Linked DNA regions of Homo sapiens: region 2 is linked to region 1. Evidence: chromatin loops called from intact Hi-C (ENCODE). Cell type or tissue: transverse colon. All regions are shown on one strand. Links, peaks and the distances in the headings refer to the core of each region. The heading gives the core; the rest is flanking DNA. Region 1 overlaps CNGB1 (cyclic nucleotide gated channel subunit beta 1). Region 2 overlaps USB1 (U6 snRNA biogenesis phosphodiesterase 1).

The links. A loop is a pair of places that touch in the nucleus more often than their neighbours do. Peaks named below come from ENCODE experiments on the same cell type or tissue, not always from the same donor. Only the 100,000 strongest peaks of a DNase experiment are listed, where the experiment ranks them.
Region 2: it touches region 1 in a loop (13-fold over the local background); 108 of 110 quality-filtered maps call a loop at or near these places.

What each region holds. Positions count from the first base shown.
Region 1 is chr16:57,896,942-57,901,941 of GRCh38, reverse strand. It overlaps CNGB1 (cyclic nucleotide gated channel subunit beta 1), which reads left to right. Exons shown (of 33, transcript NM_001297.5): 28 at 317-414; 29 at 507-590; 30 at 4,028-4,146; 31 at 4,399-4,545. Among named protein-coding and RNA genes, the nearest start is that of CNGB1, 72 kb to the left of the region's middle. In transverse colon, for the core only: a CTCF peak has its summit at 2,057 (motif pointing left); a DNase peak (open chromatin) is centred at 2,031; H3K27me3 peaks cover 1,875 bases.
Region 2 is chr16:58,002,744-58,009,119 of GRCh38, reverse strand. The region is part of intron 2 of USB1 (U6 snRNA biogenesis phosphodiesterase 1); the gene reads right to left. Among named protein-coding and RNA genes, the nearest start is that of USB1, 4.5 kb to the right of the region's middle. In transverse colon, for the core only: a CTCF peak has its summit at 3,635 (motif pointing right); a DNase peak (open chromatin) is centred at 3,706.

The DNA of each region.
Region 1 (5,000 bases), core at 1-5,000:
CGCAGGGGCTACTAACATAGTAGCTGAGTGGAGGATGTCAAGGGAAGGCAGGGAAGGCTTCCTGGAGGAGGTGATATTAGTGCTGGGTTCTGAAGAATGAGTAGGAGTTTGGGAAATGCACAGGGGTGCTCCTGGCAGAGGAAACGGTATTGGCAAATGCCTGGAGGTGAGAGAGGGTGCACTACAAATCCAGAGTGGTTCCATGCGGCAGGGCAATGGTGTGCCCTGGTGAGCCAGTAGGTGGGCACTTGGCCGGTATGTATGTCTGGGGTGGGGCCCGGCCTTGCCTCTGACCCTTGCCAGGCCTTGTTCACAGATGAGTCAGAGCTGATGGTGCAGCTTCCAGACAAGATGCGGCTGGACCTCGCCATCGACGTGAACTACAACATCGTTAGCAAAGTCGCACTCTTTCAGGTACACCTTTTGGTGCCCTCACGCTCAGGGCTGTGGGAGGCTCCAAGCCCAATCTTCTCTAAAAAGTTCCTTTCCCTTCCTCACCGGGACAGGGCTGTGACCGGCAGATGATCTTTGACATGCTGAAGAGGCTTCGCTCTGTTGTCTACCTGCCCAACGACTATGTGTGCAAGAAGGTGAGCTGGCCTGGCAGCCACCACGGGATCTGGGGTTCACCATCCCCCTGGCTTTCAAGGAACTGAGCTGGAGGGGTGCCTGCCAGCCCAGGGCAGAGCGAGATTGTTGGGGAGGGAGAAGAGCGTCTGCGGCTTCATGCTGCAGTGACCTGACCAGACCCAAGAGCAGGAGCGGATTAGGAGGCTTTGCCGACTCTATGCAGTCAACACACATGTGCCTCGGGCTTTGCAAAGCATTTTCTCAGCTCCATTGACACAGGACCATGGGGGCCAGGACAAAGACCCCCCCCCCAACTCCACCTTACAGAAAGGGAAACTGTGGAGCCTGAAGAGAGGCAGGGCCTTGACTGTGTAGCTGGAACTGCTTCTGGGGTCTCCATCTTCCCATCAGGAAAATGGGGCAGGAGAAGGGATGGGCTTAGGTCAGAGGTTGCAAACTGGTGGCCTTTGGATAAGATCCAGCACACAGGTATTCTGTGGGTTTTTTTTTTTCTAATTTTTAAAAAATGTTGAATTGGTCCCCAACCTTTAAAAATTTGGAGATTTTGTATAAAAATTCAGATTTCTGGCTGAAAACAGAAAATCTGCCAGCGCTGGGTCCACTTTCCCAAATGGCAAGAGGCAGCTGGGGTGGAGGAAAGGTTGCCCCAAAGGGGGACATCGTGTCCCTTCCTGATGCCACAGCCCCCACCACTCCCCACTGCCCCACCCTAGAACCCCCTCCCTGCTCAGCTTCACCCTCTGATCCCAGAAAACATCTGGAGTTGAATCCTGGGGCCTGACAATGTCTAGAGCCCTTTCTGCTCCCTGTCCTTGGGGTTCAAGGTGAGACCAAGGTCACTTGGTGAGTGACGGGAGGGGTCAGGAACCCAGGTTTCAGTCCTCTTGCACAGAGCCGTTAATAAGTTAATAATAAACCGTTAATAAGCATACGGGGGGAAACATTACCCAAGCAGGCTCTGCAAGACTTGGGAACCCCCGTCCCCAAGAAAGTCCCTGTCTCCAGGTTATATGCTGTGCAGCAGTGAAATTTCTGGAAGCAGAGAGCCGGGGTGAAGAGGGGAAAAGTATGCTTCAGAGACCTGAGAATTTAAAGCTGCAACCTTAGGGGCAAAGAGGGGTTTGGGAGCAATAGAGTGGCCTGCCTGACACTGGAGCCCCTTCCTGGCTGTGCAGCCTTGGGCAAGTGGCTTGCCCTCTCTGAGTCCTGCTCATCTTATGGATAAAGTGGGGGATGTTGATAGTACCTCCCTCATGGGGTGGTTGTGAGGGCTGAATAAGATGTGCATACAGAGCTTAACATTGTTCCTGGCACACAGCAGCTGCCAGTACTGTTGCTGTTGTCTTCGTGGGTGATGCAGAGTTTGCTTTAAATGAGAAAAAGTGAATCTAGAGTCTGTGATTGCAAATTAAATTGAGCACTTGGTGAGCACGTGTGAAGGGCGCCCTCTGCTGTCTGGTTTTGCTCGGCAGCGATCTCTCTGAGACACCCCGGGGACTGGTTACTGAGGTGAGGGTCCCTTCACCCTTTCACTCTTGTCAAACTAAACAGAAACATGGAGGCAAACCTCTCTACCTTTTTGTTAAGGGGGTCATGCATGTGTGAAATGCACAGGAAATTTTTGTCAAATAAGTCAAAAGTGTGACAGTTACTGTCCTTGGTCACTCCCCCCACCCCTTATTTATTTATTTGTTTGTTTGTTTGTTTATTTGAGACCAAGTCCCACTCTCTCTCCCAGGGTGGAGTGCAGTGGCACTATCTCGGCTCACTGCAACCTCCGCCTCCTGGGTTCAAGCATTTCACCTACCTCAGCCTCCCAAGTAGCTGGGATTACAGGCATATGCCACCATGCCCGGCTCATTTTTTTATTTTTAGTCAAGACAGGGTTTTGCCATGTTGGCTAGGCTGGTCTCGAACTCCTGACCTCAGGTGATGTGCCCGCCTTGGCCTCCCAAAGTACTGGGATTACAGGCATGAGCCACTGCACCCGGCCCCCTTTTTAATTATTATTATTATTATTTTTTTTTTCTGTAGACCTCCTCTTCCCCTTTTAAACACATGTGACTCACAGGTAGCTGGCCAGGACAAGGGCCGGTGAAGGCATGAGGATTGGAAGGCGCATGGCAGACTAGGTGTTTCTAATTGCAGTCCAAAGCAAGCTATTCATTCATGCATGCATTCGGTTTAACTTGGGATTAAGGCCATTGTATTCATTCTCCAGGCTGCCGCGGGACACTGTGCAACTCCACCACAAGCTGGGTGGCTTCTCTCCTCAGCTTGTAGGTGGTCATCTAGTTTTTTTTGTGTCTCCTCACATCCTCTGGTCTCTATGCCTGTCTTTGTGTCCACATTTCCCTTTTGTTAGGACACCAGTCATATTGGATTAGGTCTAGAAGGACCTCATCTTTAGGAATTACATCTGCAATGACCCTATTCCCAAATAAGGTCACATTCTGAGATGCTGGGGATGAGGATTTCAATATATGAATTTGGGAGGGAGTACATAATTCAACCCATAACAACCATGAACTCTGGAACCAGACTGTCTGGGTTCAGATCCCAGCTCTTGGGCAAAGAGTGATCTCGACTCTGAGGGTTGTTGAGGATAAGTAGTACACTGCATAAAGCAATTTGGGGCTGGGCACAGTGGCTCATGCCTGTAATCCCAGCACTTTGGGAGGCTAAGGCAGGCAGATCACTTGAGGCCAGGAGTTCGAGACCAGCCTGGCCAACGTGGCAAAACCCTGTCTCTACTAAAAATACAAAAATTTGCCGGGCATGGTGGCACATGCTTGTAATCCCAGCTACTCGGGAGGCTGAAGCATGATGCCTGTAATCGCAGCTGTTTGGGAGGCTGAAGCACAAGAATTGCTTGAACCCAGGAGGCAGAGGTTGCAGTGAGCTAAGATCATGCCACTGCACTCCAGCCTGGGCGACAGAGCGAGACTCCATCTCAAAAAAAAAAAGGCAATTTGAATATTATCGTTATTGTTGTTCCCATTCCTGTTGCAGTTAGCAAATTCTTCCCGAGCCCCTGAGATGTGCCAGGTGTAGACATCATTTGATGGTGGGAGCTGCTATCTGATTTGCCCTGCCTCCATCAGTGAGTCTAACTGGAATTTGCAGAATTCCATTATACCTGCACCTCCCAGGTTAGCTGGCACTTCCCATTCCATGACATCACTAACTCCCCCACTGCAACCCTGTCAGTTATGGAGGGCATGGGGTAGTCACTCCTCCAAGTCTACAGATGGGGTGACTGAGGCCTGAGAGGGAAGTGACTGCCCCCACACGACACCCCAAGTTGTGGTGGCAGGGCTGGACCCCAGTGCCTAGGTTCCTCCTTGCCGGACCTCCAGCCTCTGGATCCAGCCCTGGCTGCTTCTCTGGTGACTTTGGGGGATGAACAGAGGGACTTGTCACTTCTTTGTTTCAGGGGGAGATCGGCCGTGAGATGTACATCATCCAGGCAGGGCAAGTGCAGGTCTTGGGCGGCCCTGATGGGAAATCTGTGCTGGTGACGCTGAAAGCTGGATCTGTGTTTGGAGAAATAAGGTCAGACGCAGCTGGGGTAAAGTGAGGGGCCTGGGGCAAGGGCTGGGAAAGAAGGCGGCCAGCGGGCAGTGCGAGTGTCTACGGCTTGGTAGATGCAGCACTGGCACCTGCTGATGTATGCGGGGATGGGGGCGGGGGAAGGTTCTCATCTGTGTGGGGCCACCACTGTCCTCCACACATGGGAAATGAAGATCTGAATGTGACCGAAACGGCAGTCTCTGAAGGGCCTCCTTCCTCCCTTCTCTGCCCCAGCTTGCTGGCTGTTGGGGGCGGGAACCGGCGCACGGCCAACGTGGTGGCGCACGGGTTTACCAACCTCTTCATCCTGGATAAGAAGGACCTGAATGAGATTTTGGTGCATTATCCTGAGTCTCAGAAGTTACTCCGGAAGAAAGCCAGGTATGTAACTTTTCTTTCGTTTAATAAAAAATTGCTAAGGACAATGAATTTCTCTTACATAACCACAGTACCTTTATCTTTTTTTTTTTTTTTTTGAGATGACATCTTGCTCTGTCACCCAGTCTGGAGTGCAGTGGAGTGATCATGACTCACTACAGTCTCAACCTCCTAGGTTCAAGTGATCCTCCTGCCTCAGCCTCCCATGTAGCTGGGACTATAGGCACGTACCACCATTCCCAGCTAATTTTTAAAATTTTTTTCTAGAGCTGGGGTCTCACTATGTTGCCTAGGCTGGTATCAAACTCCTGGGCTCACATGATCTGCTCTGACCTCCCAAAGTGCTGGGGTTACAGGTGTGAGCCACTGCGCCTGGCCTAGTACCTTCATTAAAATAAGGAAATTTCGTATTGAAACAACACTATTATCTCATTCACAATCCATCTTCAGATTTTGCT
Region 2 (6,376 bases), core at 1,377-6,376, 110 kb before region 1:
CAGCTATCGAGGAAAAATTACAAGACATACTAAAGGGCAAAAATACAATCTGAAGAAAAATAGTAAGCATCAGAACCCCTTAAATATAAAAGACTAGAAACCATACAATGTCTGATCTCAGGCCACAATGAAATTAGACTAAAAGTCTGTAACAGAAATGTAGCTGGAAAATCCCCAAATACTTGGAGATTAAAAAACACACTTCTAAATAACACACGGATCAAAGAAGAAATCTCCAGAAAACTTTATAAATATTTTGAACAAAATAAAAATGAAAACATAACTTATCAAAACTTGTGGAATGCAGCAAAAGGTGCTTAGAAGAATATTTATAGCATCAAATGCATATATTAGAAAAGAAGATCTAGGCCGGGTATGGTGGCTCACGCCTGTAATTCCAGCACTTTGGGAGGCAGAGGCAGGTGGATCACTGGAGGTCAGGAGTTCGAGACCAGCCTGACCAATATGGTGACACCCCGTCTCTACTAAAAATACAAAAATAACTGGGCACGGTGGTGCGTGCCTATAGTCCTAGCTACTTGGGAGGCTGAGACAGGAGAACCACTTGAACCTGGGAGGCGGAAGTTGCAGTGAGCTGAGATTGCGCCACTGTACTCCAGCCTGGGTGACGGATCGAGGCTCCCTCACAAAAAAAAAAAAAAAAAAGAAAAAGAAAAAGATCTAAAGTCAATCATCTGAGTTTCATCTTAGGAAAGTAGAAAAACAACAGCAAATTTAATCCAAAGTAAGCAGAAGTAAAGAAATAATTAAAATTAGAGCAGAAATCAATAAAATTGAAGACAAGAAATCAATAAAGAAAATCAATAAAACCAAAAGCTGGTTGTTTGAAAAGATCAGTAAATCAACAAGTTTCTAGCCAGGCTAACTAAGAAAAATAGAGAGGGCACACAAATTACTAAAATCAGGAATGAAAGATGGGACATCATTACAGATCCCATGGATAATAAAAGGATAATCAAAGAATACCATGAATAACTTTATGTCCACAAATTTGATAACCTAGATGAACTGGAACAATTCCTTGAAAGACCCGATCTGCTAAAACTCACAAAAGAAGAAATAATCTAAATAGGCCTAAATCTATTAAACAAATTGAATTATTATTATTTTTTTTTTGAGACAGAGTCTCACTCTTTTGCCCAGGATGGAGTACGGTGGTGCAATCTTGGTTCACTGCAATCTCCGCCTCCCAGGTTCAAGCGATTCTCCTGCCTCAGTCTCCCGAGTAGCTGGGATTACAGGCACCCGCCACCAAGCATGGCTAATTTTTTTGTATTTTTTTAGTAAAGACAGGGTTTCACCATGTTGCCCAGGCTGGTCTCAAACTCAGGCAATCTGCCCGTGTTGGCCTCCCAAAGTGCTGGATGATAGGCGTAAGCCACTGCACCCAGCCTGAATAAATAAATAATTACCTTCCGGCTGGGCTCTGTGGCTCACACCTGTCATCCCAGCACTTTGGGAGGCCAAGGTGGGTGGTTCACCGGAGGTCAGGAGTTTGAGAACAGCCTGGCCAACATGGCGAAACTGTGTCTTTACTAAAAATACAAAAATTAGCCAGGCGTGGTGGTAGGTGCCTGTAATCCCAGCTACTCATGAGGCTGAGGCAGGAGAATAGCTTGAACCTGGGAGGCAGAGGTTGCAGTGAGCCGAGATCATGCCAGTGTGCTCCATCCTGGGCAACAGAGTGAGACTCTGTCTCCGAAAAACAAACAAACAAACAAACAAACAAAAATTACCTTCCAAAACAGAAGGCACCAGGCCCAGATGGGTTCGGTTCACTAGAGAATCCCACCAAACATTTAAGGAAAAAATTAAACCAATTATCTATAATCTTTCAGAAGACAAAAGCAGAGAGAATACTTCCTGACTTATTCCATGAGGCCAGCATTATCCTCATACCAATACCAGAAAAAGACATTACAAGAAAACTACAGACCCATATCTCTCATGGACAGAGATGCAAGATTTTCAAGAAAATATTAGCAAATTGAATACAACAACATATAAAGAGAATAATGCTCCACAACTAAATGGGATTTATCCCAGGTATTCAAAGCAGGCTCAACATTCAAAAATCAATTAATGTAATCCATCCAATCAATAGGCTAAAGGAGAAAAATCAAATGATCCTATCAATAAATACAGAAAAAGTATTTGACAAAATCCAATACCCATTCAAGATAAAAACTCTCAGAAAACTAGGAATAGAGGGGAACTTTGTTAACTTGATAGAGAATGTCTAAAAATACCTATAGCTAACTGATAGGAAACTCCAAAGCTTTCCCATTAAGATCAGGAACAAGGTAATGATGCCTCCTCTCACTATTGCTTTTCAACTCATACTGGAAGTCCTAGCTAATGCAATAAGGCAAGAAAAGGAAATAAAAGGTATACAGATTAGCAAAGAAGAAATAAGCCTGTTTTTCTTTTTTTTTTCCCCAAGACAGAGTCTTGCTCTGTTGCCCAGGCTGGAGTGCAGTGGTGCACTCTCCGCTCACTGCAACCTCCACCTCCCGGGTTCAAGCAATTCTCCTGCCTCAGCCTTCTAAGTAGCTGGGATTACAGGCATGTGCCACCATGCCCAGCTAATTTTTGTATTTTTAGTAGAGATGGGGGTTTCGCCATGTTGGCCAGGCTGGTCTTGAACTCCTGACCTTGTGATCTGCCCGCCTTGGCCTCCCAAAGTGCTGGGATTACAGGTGTGAGCCACTGTGTCCGTTTTTTTTTTTTGTTTTTTTTTTTTTTTGAAACGAGGTTTTGCTCTTGTTGACCAGGACGGAGTGCAATGGTGCAATCTTGGCTCACTGCAACCATTGCCTCCTGGGTTCAAGTGATTCTCCTACCTCAGCCTCCCAAGTAGCTGGGACTACAGGCATGTCCCACCACGGCTGGCTAATTTTGTATTTTTAGTAGAAATGGGGTTTCTCCATGTTGGTCAGGCTGGTCTTGAACTCCCAACCTCAGGTAATCTGTCCACCTTGACCTCCCAAAGTGCTGGGATTACAGGTGTGAGCCACCACACCCAGCGTGTTTTTCTTCATAGATGACATAATTGTCTACGGAGAAAATCCAAAAGAACTACCAAAAAAAATTTCCTGGAAGTAATAAATGATATAGCAAGGTTGCAGTGTACAAAGTTAACATACAAAAGTCAACTTCTGTATATTTGCTTTCCTATACACCAGCAACGAACAAGTAGGATTTGAAATTAAAGATACAGGGTTTACCTTAGCACCCCCAGCAAAATGAAATACTTAAGTATAAATCTAACAAAATAAGTATAAGATCTATATGAGGAAAACTATAAAACTCTGATGAAAGAAATCAAAGAAGAACTAAGTAAGTGGAGAGATGTTGTGGGTGGCAAGCCATCCAGGTGCCGAGGCAAGAGACCGAGGGCACGAGTTGTTCCAGTATAATAAAATATATAAAACAACAAGAGTTATACTAGATCTAGATCATAGACATGATTATATATGAATATTATTAATCATTAGTTTGTAGCAATTACTCTTTATTCCAATATATAATAATCCTCGCTCTATAATCATAACCTAGGAAAAACCAGGCCATACAGAGATAGGAGCTGAGGGGACATAGTGAGAAGTGACCAGAAGACAAGAGTGCGAGCCCTCTGTCATGCCCGGACAGGGCCACCAGAGGGCTCCTTGGTCTAGCAGTAATGCCAGCGTCTGGGAAGATGCCCATTGCCAAGTGGACCGTGGTCTAACGGTAGCGTCAGTGCCAAGGGAAAACACCCGCTACTTAGCAGACCGGGAAAGGGAGTCTCCCTTTCCCCAGGGGAGTTTAGAGAAGACTCTGCTCCTCCACCTCTTGTGGAGGGCCTAACATCAGTTAGGCCCGCCCGCAGTTATCTGGAGGCCTAACCATCTCCCTGTGATGCTGTGCTTCAGTGGTCATGCTCCTAGTCTGCCTTCACACCTGTACACCTGGCTCTGCCTTTTAGCTAGCAGTAGCAAAATTAGTGAAAGTACTAAAAGTCTCTGATATGCAGAAATAATGGTGTAAGCTGTCCTCTCTCTCTCCCTCTCTCTCTCTGCCTCAGCTGCCAGGCAGGCAAGGGCCCCCGTCCAAGTGGCGTGACTCACGTAACCTTGTCAATCATTGGAGATGGCTCACACTCCTTACCCTGACCCTTTGTCTTGTATCCAATAAATATCAGCGCAGCCTGGCATTCGAGGCCACTACCGGTCTCCGCGTCTTGGTAGTAGTGGTCCCCCGGGCCCAGCTGTCTTTTCTCTTATCTCTTTGTCTTGTGTCTTTATTTCTACAATCTCTCGTCTCCGCACACAGGGAGAAAACCCACCGACCCAGTGGGGCTGGACCCTACAAGATATTCTATGTTTATAGACAGAAAGATTCAATATTGTAAAGATGTCAGTTCTTCCCAATTTGATCTACAGATTCAATACAATCCCAGTCAAAATCTCAGCAAGTTATTTTGTGATACTGACAAACGGATTCTAAGGTGTACATGGAGAGGTAAAAAACCAAAACAGGCCAAGTGCTGTGGCTCATCCCTGTAATCCAAGCACTTTGGGAGGCTGAGGCCAGAGGATTGCTTGAGCCCAGGAATTCAAGACCAGCTTGGGCAATATAGTGAGACCCTATCTCTAAAAAAAACCAAAAAAAGCCCCCAAAAAACCCAGAATAGTCAACACACTACTGAAGGAGAAGAACAAAGTTGGAGGACTGAAACTACCCAACTTCGAGACTTAACTATGTAAAGTTACAGCAATCAAAACAGTTCACCAATGGTATTGGTGAACAAATAGATGAATGGAACAGAATTGAGAACCCAGAAATAGACCCACATCAATACAGTCAACCGATCTTTGGCAAAGGAGCAAAAGCAATACAATGTGAAAAAGAGAGTCTTTTCAACCAATGGTGCTGGAATAACTGGATATCCATATATAAGAAAAGGAATCTAGACACAGACCTTCCACCTTTCACAAAAATTAACTCAAAATGGACACAGAACTAAATGTAAAATGCAAAACTGTAAGATTCCTGAAAGATAACATAGGAGAAAAATGTAGATGATCTTGGGTTTGGTGACAACTTTTTAGATATGACACCAAAGGCAAGATCCATGAAAGAAATAATTGATAAGCTGGACTTCATTAAACTTAAAAACTTCTGCTCTGTGAAGGACAACGTCAAGAGAATGAAAAGACAAGCGACTGGCTGGGAAAAAAATGTATTTGCAAAAGACGTATCTGATAAAGGACTATTATTTCAAATATAAAGAACTCTTAAAACTCAATATTTTAAGATCCAATATTAGACCCACATCATAATATTAAATAAACAAAAATGATTAAAATTTATTAATAAACAAAAATGATTAATATTAATAAACAAAAATGATTAAAAAGTGGGCAAAAGACCTTAACAGACACCTCACTGAGGAAGATACACAGATGGCAAAAAGCATTGAAAAGATGATCTGGATCATATGTCATCAGGGAAATGCAAATTAACAGACAACAGTGACATATTGCTACACACCTATTAGAATGGCTAAACTCCAGAACACTGTCAATACCAAATGCAACTCCTTTGGGCAAAAACCAAGGAATGTAATTGCTGGATTTTATGATAAGAGTATGTTTAGTTTTGTAAGAAGCCACCAAACTGTCTTATTTGAGATGGAGTCTCACTCTGTCACCCAGGCTGGAGTGCAGTGGAGCGATCTTGGCACACCACAGTCTCTACCTCCCAGGGTCAGTCAATCCGCCTACCTCAGCCTCTCAAGTAGTGGGAACCATAGGCGTGTGCCACCACACCTGGCTAATTTTTTTGTATTTTTGGTAGAAACAGGGTTTCTACCTGTTGCCGAGGCTGGTCTCAAACACCTGGGCTCAAGTGATCTGCCTGCCTCCGCTTCCCAAAGTGCTGGGACTATAGGTGTGAGCCACCTGGCCTAGCCAGTGCTACCCCCATTTTAGATTTGAAGAAACTGAAGCTCTGAGAAGTCTAGTATCTTATAAAGGGCACCCAGAGTAGTGGGCAGCGGAGTGAGGTCTGACTCTGAAGCCTGGGCATTTTTTGTCTTCCACCTGCTGATCAGAGCTAGGGTGGGATTTGAACCTTGCACACCCAGCGTACCCAGGGCCCTCTCAGAAATAAAGTGCCTGGCATGACCTTGACACCCTGCTCCAGATTCTCCTTTGGTCACCTCCTCGTGAACAGGGAGAATATTATACCCAGAGGTAATACACATTTTAGGCTACGAATTCAAAACCAAGATGACAGAAAAATCCCCAGTTCTTGAAACCTGCTCTTTCTCTGCTAAGTCAATGACTTTCCCACCACCAGTGTTAGAGGT